3 separate regions of the Mus musculus genome follow, and all the other regions are linked to region 1. Evidence: chromatin loops called from intact Hi-C (ENCODE). Cell type or tissue: heart. All regions are shown on one strand. Each heading gives the region's core, and the rest is flanking DNA. Links, peaks and the distances in the headings are about the cores only.

The links. Hi-C counts contacts between places; a loop is a spot of excess contacts. Peaks named below come from ENCODE experiments on the same cell type or tissue, not always from the same donor. Only the 100,000 strongest peaks of a DNase experiment are listed, where the experiment ranks them.
Region 2: a loop joins it to region 1, with 2.5 times the contacts of the local background. A loop is called at or near these places in 4 of 42 quality-filtered maps.
Region 3: it touches region 1 in a loop (4-fold over the local background); 29 of 42 quality-filtered maps call a loop at or near these places.

What each region holds. Positions count from the first base shown.
Region 1 is chr9:121,373,618-121,376,117 of GRCm38, reverse strand. The region is part of intron 1 of Trak1 (trafficking protein, kinesin binding 1); the gene reads right to left. Among named protein-coding and RNA genes, the nearest start is that of Trak1, 7.9 kb to the right of the region's middle. In heart, for the core only: a CTCF peak has its summit at 1,345 (motif pointing right); DNase peaks (open chromatin) are centred at 1,387 and 2,428; H3K27ac peaks cover 966 bases.
Region 2 is chr9:120,500,009-120,504,115 of GRCm38, reverse strand. It overlaps the pseudogene Gm7229. Among named protein-coding and RNA genes, the nearest start is that of Eif1b, 9.5 kb to the right of the region's middle. In heart, for the core only: CTCF peaks have their summits at 1,925 (motif pointing left) and 2,726 (motif pointing left); no DNase peak of the experiment used is centred there.
Region 3 is chr9:121,281,753-121,285,859 of GRCm38, reverse strand. It overlaps a transcript of Ulk4 not described here. Among named protein-coding and RNA genes, the nearest start is that of Gm34655, 6.1 kb to the right of the region's middle. In heart, for the core only: CTCF peaks have their summits at 1,202 (motif pointing right) and 2,054 (motif pointing left); no DNase peak of the experiment used is centred there.

The DNA.
Region 1 (2,500 bases), core at 1-2,500:
CTGGTGGAGGTGGCCTGATGGACATCATTGTCTAAAAGCCCTGGAGCCTGGCACAAGAACTTCTCAGCCACCCATTTCCACCTCCACAGCGAAGCATGACCATGAGGCTTACATTCGGACACCACCACAGAAGTGACGGTCCATCGGTACAGACTAGCTGGTCAGGGATGGCCTGAGCTTTTGGACCTTCCTAGGAATGCGGTAACATTAAAGGTGGTGGCCATAGTGAAAATGGTAAAACCAAAGGAGAGGAGGAGCCTGGGGCCCTAAGGAATCAGGGTCTTACCAGCTCTTTCGGCAAAGCCTCTTTCTGAGCGTGTGTGTGTGTGTGTGTGTGTGTGTGTGTGTGTGTGCACATGTATGTGAGTGTGTGTGTGTGTGTGTGTGTGTGTGTGTGCACGCATGCGCATGTACATGTGTGCACATGGCTATAGGGGCTGTGTGTGTGCATACGCGTGCACATGTGTGCACACGGCTATGGAGGCTAGAGGTCCCACCTTGGGTGTCTTTCTCGTTTGTTCCCCTTGTTTTCTGAGAGAGTCTCTCCCCTTTTCTTGGCTCCCACAGGTTAGGCTCAGCTGGCTGCCAGCAATCCCTGGAGGTCTGCTTGTCTCTGTCCTAAGTGCTAGGATTACAGGCAGAGAATAACACCCCTGGATTTTTTTTTTAAATGTGATTCCAGGTCTTCATCCTTGCTCAGGCATCTCCCGGCCCTCAAGTTCTTTAATTCAGAGAAAAATTAGTGGTATCAGGTGAAGCTGTTGTCCAAAACAGACAAACTTCATCTTTTCCTTATAGCTGTTAAGTGACTAGATGTGAACTGATGTTTCCCTAGCCCAGAACAAATTAGGACAAGCATTTGTGAGTCACTTTGCTGACCCCAGCCTCTTCTTGGGCTTCACAGGGATAATGTGGGGCTTAAGGTCAAGTTTACCATTTGCAAATCACGTACGTTCTGTGCAGAATCATTCAGACCTGATACCCGTGGCATGGCTCCAAGCATGTCAGAAAGCTTGGGCAGGGCAGGGACAGGACATAGCTCAGTTGGCAGTGCAGCCTAACATGCTGGAAGCCCTGGGCTCAATCCCCAGCACCGCAAACAGAGTGCAGCACCAATAGATAAGGTCTGTCCCAGGGAACGCAGGCAAGGAACATGAGATTAACTTGACTCTGGTCACACCCTCCACTACAAGGCCAATTTCCAGGATAGTCTCCAGTGCTCAGAATGGCCAGGGAGCAAAGCCAAGAAGAGGTGAATAAAGAAGGTTTCCCACAATCTACACAGCTACAATAACAGACCCCTCTGGGAGATGGAAACACAGGGTGTGGGGGAATAGGGCAGCTGCTGTAGTGCTCTATATGTCCACTAGGTGGTGGTACAACACCACACTCCCAGCCTCACGGGTCCTCCTGCCAATCACAGGCCTAGGAAGGACATGAGCCCAGAAACTTCCAAGACTGCTACATGGCATGCATGCTCTTGTTCTTCTACGTGCACGAACACCGAAGAGCAAAAAAAAAAAAAACTGCCTGCTGTCAGGCTCCTCTCAGATCTCACTCTGCCCCGTGCCCTCCTTCCACAGCTTGTCATTAGGCCATTGCGCTCTTGGTTCTCCTGTTTCTCTTCCTCTTTGGCCTTCTGTCTTCTTGATCCTCTCTTCCTCCCTCCAGCCCCACACCCACTCCCATGCCCAAGTCCAATCTGCTGGCCATGTTCACTACTTTCTCCCCTGTTCTAGACTCTTCCAGATGCCTACAGCTCTACTCTCCCTCATATCCACAATAAAAACCTCCTCAGCCATCCCTTGGAGGGCCTGTGTCCTCAGTTTATAAGCTAACAGCTGTTAAAGTCGCGCTGAGCCGTGAGATTCAAACCAGAACAGATGCACACAAGGGGGAACAGCCCTGGCATTAGCTGCCTTTCAGGCTCATGTTCCTGGGAGGGGTTGCAGGAAGGGTCCTACCCATGGGGCCTGTCCTTGTCCTTAGAATGGACCCTGGACTGAGGTGGCTCACTTTAAGTGCACAAAGCCCTGAGCTCCTTCCCCAGAACTCCAAAGAGCCTTAGAAATAAAGCCTACCTCCCTCCCTCTGGGAGCTTAGTCTGTCTTGGGCTTTTATAGAAACACCTGGGTCCGTCCAGCTGGGACTGAGCCTGGAGGTGAGAGTTAGGGTGTGGGTCTGGGTGGCTCCCTTAGGATCTGCATTCCTCGGGCATCTCAGGTCCACTGGCCCACTGAAGAAGGTCTTACTTGCTAGAGACTCAAACCATCTCATAGACCCAGATCCCAGACTCCCCATGACTACCCATCCCCGTCCAATTCCTCTACCTATGCACAAGTACAGGTGGTGTGTTCTACCAAGTCCAGCCACTCGTGCAGGCAGTGGCCACCACACACTCCCTACCTCCCAGTTCCTGGTTCTCCTCAGCTGCAGTGGGAATCACACATGGCCTCTGCCAGCCACACAATGACCAGTCCTGAAATCTGGACCTTCATGC
Region 2 (4,107 bases), core at 739-3,238, 870 kb after region 1:
TACTCCTGTATAAACCTGGCAGCTATGGGGTCATGTGCCCCTCTTTCTCTGGTATGTCCAGCCTTCTCATGGTAGAGTCAGATACCTTAGGAACCCAAGCATCTCCATCCAGGAGCTGGAGCTCTGAGAAGGAAGCTTTCCTGTGGCCTGCAGCTAGGCAGGGGCGGGTGCAGGACGAGGACGGAAGATGATGGAGGGCGACATGATATGCCACAGGTCCCTTTCCCACGTGTAAGTATGTACACATATTTGTATATACATATTTGCTATTCTAATTGGCTTTCAAGAACAGGTAGACAAACTTGGCTTCAGGGAGTGCAGACTTTGCCCCCAGGTTTGGGAACAACAAGACGATACAAATTGACTTTAATAAACTTATAGTGGGAATACGTTGTTTTTACGTCTGTGCTTCCTGGGTAATGTATGTGAGCACATGAAATGCAGTCATCCTGCCTCTGTTTATAATCACAACACAGCCAAAAGCTCTTGTAAGATGAAGCCACCCAGGGCAGTGCACAGTTTGGAAGCCACAGTTTCACACGATGGGGACCGGCTCAGAGAGGGGCACAGGCCTGAGTTAGGGGCTCTCTTTGGGGTCTTGTTTCTCCTACTTCTTTGCTGTCTGAGTCCTGTTGAGCTCATCTTCTGAGCTTCCTTTTTGTTTTTAGTAATTTATTTAATTTTTACCTTATGTGCATTGGTGTGATGGCACCAGAACCTCTGGGACTGGAATACAGACAGCTGTGAGCTGCCATGTGGGTGCTGGGAATCGAACCCAAGTTCCTCTGGCCCCTGGGCTTCTTCTTTCCCTATCTCCCTTCCTCCCTCTCTCCCTCCCTCCTTCCCTCATTCCTTTTCCTTTGACACAGGGTTTCTCTAACCCTATCTTGAAACTTGCTTTGTAGACCAGGCTGGCCTCAAACTCAGAGATGTGCCTACTTTTGCCTCCCAAGTGTTAGGATTAAAGATGTGTACCACCATGCCTGACTAGTTTGTCTGCTTTTTTGTTTGCTTGCTTACTTGCTTCATTTTTTGAGATAGGGTTTCTCTGTGTAGCCCTAGCTGTCCTGGAACTCACTCTGTAGATCAGGCTGGCTTTGAACTCAGAGATCTGCCTGCTTCTGTCTCCTGAGTGCTGGGATTAAAGGTGTGCACAGGCCAGAACTGCCTCTGGCTGTTTGTCTGCCTTTTGGAAACAATGTTTCACTGTGCAGCTCAAACTGTCCTTGAATTCCAGATCTTCCTATCTCCACTTCCCTTTGGCTTCAAGGGCCTTGTTTGTCCTGATATATAATAGCTCTATGCTTCAGGCAGAGCAGTGTCTCCTCCAAGTTTATACAGTCACAGTCGGATATCTTTATATCCAGTCTCCAGTGTTTCAAGCTCACCTGCATCTCACGGCTCCTACTGAACACTTGTTAAAGCGGGCTCCTCTCCTTCTTCCTCAGAGATTCTGGCTCTGTCAGCTGTGTGCCTTCTAAGCTTTCACATCCTTCTCACATTTTCTAAAACCATGACCAGGCACTATTCATGACAAGGACTTGGTGTCTCACACATCGTGCCAATAACAATTACCTTGAGACTAAGTCCTATCATTCTAAGGAGGTGCACATGGAGGTCTTTGCAGTTAGGAAAGTGTACTTGGGCCTTCGAATGTCTGAGCAGCAAGAGAAGAGTTCAAGCAGCTAGTCACAGAACATTCACAGTCACTAGCCAAGAGAAATGAACCACGGATTCTTGCCGATGCTTAGATAGCCTAGCGCAAGCTCCTCTGCCCAGGCAATAGAGCCACTCAACGTTAGGCAGGTTTTCCCACCATAACCGTGGCAACCAAGCCAAAATACCAACGCAAATGAAAGCACACCAAAAAGACATGTGCTGATCATAAATAGGCCAATATCGCCACCTATTGGCAACGTTCAGAATTGCAGCTCAGCTACTTCAAACAAACAAAACACCTATGGCTCAATCAGGCCAAGCTGTACTGATGCATTTGACAGAAAAGTAAAAACAGATATGATATTAGCAAAAAGTAAAACCAGAAATGATAACTTCAGGGTGGTAAGTATATGGTGTCTCAGGTACAGCTTTTAATTCAGTTTTTCACAGGTTATTAAGATCAGATGCTATAAGCAAACAGACATGGCCCTAGGCCAACTCCAACTACACCCCACACCCAGCTCCCTGTGAGAGCATCTTGAGATTCCCATCATGGCTTATTGCAGACCGTCAAGTGAACAGTGAACACGACTGTCTCAGCCGCCCTCACTTTCACACCCTCTGGGATTCTAGACAATTATCCCAACCAGGTCATCTTGGTTAGCTTTTGGAAGGACAGTTGTCTGCAACCCAGAAATTAGGCTCATGGCTGCTTTGAGGTGTCTCTCAGAGATGGGGCTGAGTGGCTCTTTTAGACACAGGGCCCCAAGAAGTGGGGGCTTCTATCCTACCCCAACTTCACCCCTGCCCCCACCACAGGGTGTCCTAGAATAGATAGATGTCTAGGAGGTAGGTGTACTCTGGGCCTATCAAAGTGCTTTTCAGAGCAAAGGTTTTGACTTTTTTCTTGAGCACGTGGAGTATCTGAGACTGTATCCAGCGATATTATAACTCGTCAACGACTCTGTCTTGGGGTCTTTTCTTTTCTTGAGGCCAATTCATATGAAAGCACATTGATCTATGAAATTTAAAGGCAGGGCATAAATGGGCCAATAGCGCCTCCTCTTGGCCACATGCAGGCATTACATTCCTATCCCCTTTAAACCAAGGTACAAAATAGACACACCTGTGGGTTGGTGACACAGCTTGCCAAAGCTGTTCCTGACACACCTGAAATAGGAAAGTGGCAGAGGTGGGGAGAAATGCTTGTCCTCAGGGCGGTAAACAAGCCGTGTTTCAAGTGAAATTGTGGGATTTCACAAGCAGCTGGCGAGGGTGCCCGGGAAGGTGCTGATGCTGGGTGTGTGTGTGTTCATGAGCGCGCACGCACGTGCGGATGTCCTGTGGAGTTTAGAGTGGACCACAGAGCCTTGGATCCCTGATGCATTCCACAGAGATGAAGTAGGGTATCAGCCAGAGAGCAGCTTGGCTCCGAGCGCCCTGCTTTCTGTTCTTTCCTGTGTCTTTTTTCCACTTTTGCTGTGACCGTCCAACTACTCTGTCCATAGCTTACAGACATGAGTCTGTGCCCAGGTTTTCCTTCTCTTTCTTTCTCTCTTTTCTTTCTCTCTTTTCTTTCTTTCTTTCTTTCTTTCTTTCTTTCTTTCTTTCTTTCTTTCAATTGATTGGTGTTTTCAAAGATTTATCAGTTTTCAAAATGCTAATTTCTTTGTCTTTTAAAAAAGTTATTAGTTTGAGACAAGGTCTCCTATAAGGTAGTTCTTGCTGCTCTAGAACTCACTTTGTAGGTCAGGCTGGCCTTGAACTCATAGAGATCCACCTGCCTCCGCCTCCTGAGCGCCGGGATTAAAGGTGTGTGCTGCCACTCTCGGCTTGTCTTACCCCTTCCCAGTATGTTCCTCCTGTCCATTTCTCTGTCTTTCTAGTTGTCTTCTTCCCCTCTCTGCTCTCCGATGTTTGTAACTTCTCAAGTCCATCCAGTGCGTTTTGCTTCTCCCACACCCTACAGGATGTGATTAAGGATACAAAGTTCCCAGGCCTAAGTTCCCACACAGCCTTGTTTAGCCAGCTTGTTTTAAGACAGGGTTTTACCCCGTAGCAAAGCTGGCTTTGGACTTATGATCCTCCTGCCTCAGCTTCCCAGATCTGGCTTTACAGGTGCACCCCACGCTGCCCGGCTGTCTGGGTTTTGACACATCATGTTCCTGTGGCCACACACTCCATGCTGATTTGTGTCTGTTAAGTAAGATGTTCCCTGTTGGTTGTGGGCTCTGTGGTTCACTCTGAGCTCCACCGGACATCTTGTACTCCCAACCTGCACCCCAGCAACCGCACCCTCCCCGACACCATTGCCAGCATCCTCGTGAAATCCCACAATTTCACTTGAAAAGCTAACTTGAACCAGATGCTGACAGTGACCAATCACCAAGTGGTACACTGAGGCACATGACCATACTGAAACATTGCTTCTTTTGATAATATGTGTGT
Region 3 (4,107 bases), core at 739-3,238, 91 kb after region 1:
GACGGACCGGTTAGCTGTAGCGATAACTTTAGGACTTCGGGAACCGGCCACCCTCGATGCCTTTCAGAAGGTGATGAAAAGACGGCAGGGCACGACCCGTCCACAGAAGAGCACACAGTTAACGATAAAAGCGTGAAGTCCAGAACCAAGGGCCGGCTCTCCAAGTATTCCGGGATGCTGTTAACAGGTGGGTCTTTTCCGTAATACTGAGTCCAGCTTGGCTTTCCATCCAAGCGGCTTCATCCTGTAATCCTAGCTCTTGGAGGCAGAGGCAGAAGGACTCAATGAGTTCAAGGCCAGCCTGGGCTACGAGAAATGGCTCGGTGGGTAAAGGAGCTTCCTTCCAGGCCTGAAGACCTGAGTTTGGTCCCTGAGACCCACGTGGTGAAAAGAGAGGAAAAATCCTCCTGCAAGTTGTCCTGACTCACTCTCTCTCTCTCTCTCTCTCTCTCTCTCTCTCTCTCACACACACACACACACTAATATGATGTTTTTTTTTTTATTTTAAGATATAATTCATTGTTATGTCTCCCTTTTCATTTCTGATTTTATTAATTTGATACTGTGTCCCTCTCATTAGTCTGGCTAAGGGTTTATCTATCTTACTGATTTTCTCCAAGAACCAGATCCTGGGTTTGTTGAGTCTTTGTATAGTTCTTTTTGTTTCTACTTGGTTGATTTCAGCCCTGAGTTTGATTATTTCCTGCCCTCTACTTCTCTTGGGTGAATTTGCTTCTTTGTCCTAGAGCTTTCAGGTGTGCTGTCAAGCTGCTAGTGTAAGCTCTCTTCAGTTTCTTTTTGAGGCGCTTAGAGCTATGAGTTTTCCTCTTACCACTGCTTTCATTGTGTCCCATAAGTTTTGGTATGATGTGTCTTCATATTCATTAAATTCTAAGAAGCCTTTAATTTCTGATGTATTTTTAAAAGATACTAAACTTCTTCCAAGTAACTATACAGATCTCTATTCTCAAGAGGTAAAGTTAAAAAAAAAAAATAGCCAGAATGGTGCTCGGGAGGAAGAGAAAGAGGATCAGAAGTCCAAGGCTATTCTCAGCTATATAACACGTTCAAAGCCAGCCTGGACTACATGCATCTGTCTCAAAAAGAGAGAGCACAAATCACCATTCTCTGTGGACCACACTAGTAAGAGTAGAAAGTAGACTTTGCAGACAGATGCCCACACTGAGTGAAGTACCTAAGGAGGCCAGTAGAGGGCACCAGATCTCCCGGAACTGAAATTACAGACTTTCCTGAGCCACTATGTCAGTGCTGGGAACTGAACCCAGGTGCCCTGCAAGAGCATACAGGGCTATCAACTGATGAACCATCTCCCCAGCCCGCAACCAGTAAAATTTAAACCACAAACTTTTTTTTTAAGTAAAATAAAAAAAAATCCAATATACTTTGAAATGATTTCTTGTTTTTTTTTTGTTTGTTTGTTTTGTTTTTTGTTTTTTTTTTTTTAGACCCTCTTGTGTTATGTTTTTTGAAAACTGTCTTATGAGAGGATGTTTTACTGAGGACACCCATAGCATTTTTCTGGAAGTTGCCTAAAAAAGGGCATACGATGTTTTTGCTGGAATGGACACTTGAGAGAACACATAATGTTTGAAAGGGTATAAATATAACCAAACAGACAGTGGATGGCATTGTATGGTATTGATTTACCTTTCTGCTCTTGACTGATCATCATTTGTCATGACTTCCTAAAGAGAAACACACCTAAAACTTCTGGTGGCATTCCAGCGGCTTCTTGCCGCTTCCACGGACTCAAGCTGATTGGGAGAACCTCACATTTTCTTCTAGATCGAACTGCCACTGCTGATTAATGAATGGTGTTTGTGAGTGGCGCGAACTATGGCTACTAATTCATATAAATTAAACTGCTAATATCCTGACAACACAGATTGGATTTGCCCCCCCCAAAATATTTCTGGGGCTGGAAAGATGGCTCAGTATTTAGAACTACTGGAAGTGTACTCTTCCAGTGATCCTGAGTTTAATTCCCAGCAACCACATGGTGGCTCACAACTATCTATCTATAATGAGCTCTGATGCCCTCTTCTGGCATGCAGGTGAACATGCAGATAGAGCACTCACAAATTAAATAAAAATTAAAATAAAACTATTTCTAAACAGGTCTACAGTCTCTTTTTTCCTATTAACCTTACTTTCCACAACCTCTGGTGGATGATGGGCTAGAAGGGAGGTCAAAATATTTAAGTATACTTAATAAATAATATAAATATTAAAAATATAAGCCTACAGGACTTACTAGTAAAGCATTAAATATAAAAATAATAATTTGAGCCGGGCGGTGGTGGCGCACGCCTTTAATCCCAGCACTTGGGAGGCAGAGGCAGGCGGATTTCTGAGTTCGAGGCCAGCCTGGTCTACAAAGTGAGTTCCAGGGCAGCCAGGACTATACATAGAAACCCTGTCTCGAAAACAAAACAAAGCAAAAAAAAAAAAAAAACCAAAAAAACAAAAAACAAAACAAAAAAAATTTTGAGGGGGGAGGGTATGGGGGACTTTTGGCATAGCATTTGAAATGTAAACGAAGAAAATACCTAATTAAAAAACAAACAAACAAAAAAACCCCAAAAACTGATTTGGCACGTTGAAATTTGACATGTTACTTCATACCTATATTATTAAATAAATAGATAAATAAATCAAAATAGCATGTGAAAAAAGGAAAAAAATAATAATTTGAAAGTATATTGCTTTTTAAAAATTTGGAAAAGTCTAGGAGATGTGGATGGAAAAAGAAGATAGTTCTGATTGTCTGGGGAAATACATGTTTTTAGCTGTTGGGAGTGTACAAGAAGTAATGTATTCTTGTTGCAACTAAACATACTTCAAAACACAACTGAAGGGAGAAAGGACCCATCTGGGCTCATGGTTTCAAGGTGCTGTCCACTGTGAGGGACATGGGAGAAGCTGCTCATGGCCAAGGAGGCAATGGTGGCAGGTTAGGAAGCAGATATGGGACAAGAAGTAAGGTCAGACTATAGGCCTCAAGGGCCATTCCACGTTGTTCAGCTTCCTCCAAGCTGGTGCCACTTCTCACAAGTTCTACAAGCTCCAAAAACAACGGTACTTCTGATGGCTACATGAGCCTGTGGGACACTTGACATCCAAACCATTAGAAAAAGCTAAAATAGATAGCTGCAAGAGATCCCATCAATAAAGCAGGACAAAGTCAGAGCAGACCCAGCAATGTGACAAGGCCAATCCTGCTCCCAGGGTTACAGAAAACAGAAGTCTAAACAGTATATTAGAAGACTCCTGAGGCTTGAGAGATGTTCGGAGGCTAAGAGAGCTTGTTGCTCTTCTAGAGGACTCCTTCCCAGAGCCACACCTGGCAGCTCATAATTGCCTGTAACTCCAGCTACAATGGATCTGAGGTCCTCTTCTGGCCTCCATAGGCACTGCACTCACATGTGGTATACACACACACACACACACACACACACACACACACATGAAAAGAAAGCGGCCTCAGTGTGCCTCATGTGTCTTCCCTCAGCACATGTTTCCCTTTCCCTTTTGTAGTAAAATGAAGAGACTCAGGAATCACCAATGTCTTGCAGAGATATTTGTCCTCACTGTCTCCTGGGCTGGACCTCTAGCAATGCAGGTGTGCCTCTGACCCGACAGTCTTCCTTCCCCGGCTCTGCCACACTGTGCCCTCTGACTGTCCGTCCCAGCCCAGCTGATAGGAGGCTATCCAGGCTAATTAGAGTTGATTCAGACCAAGGATGGTGACGGGATGCTAGCCAAGGTAGCCAGATGGAAAGATGTGGTGTTGATCTCTCTCTCATCTGTGGCAGCTCCACTCAGATGCCCATCCAGAGGGAATAAAATCATAAAAACGTTTAAGACAAACACCTGTGAAATGCCAGACTGAAGCCATGCTTTCCCAGATCACTTAAACACTGATAATAGAGCTGGAGAGTTGGTTCGGCAGTTGAGAGCACTCGCTGCTCCTGCAGAGGACCCGTGCTCCACTCCCAGCCTTCACACAGCAGCTCACAGCTGCTGTAGCTCAGCTTCAGGGGGTCCAGTTCCCTTTTCTGTCCTCTCTGGATACCAGGCACTTAA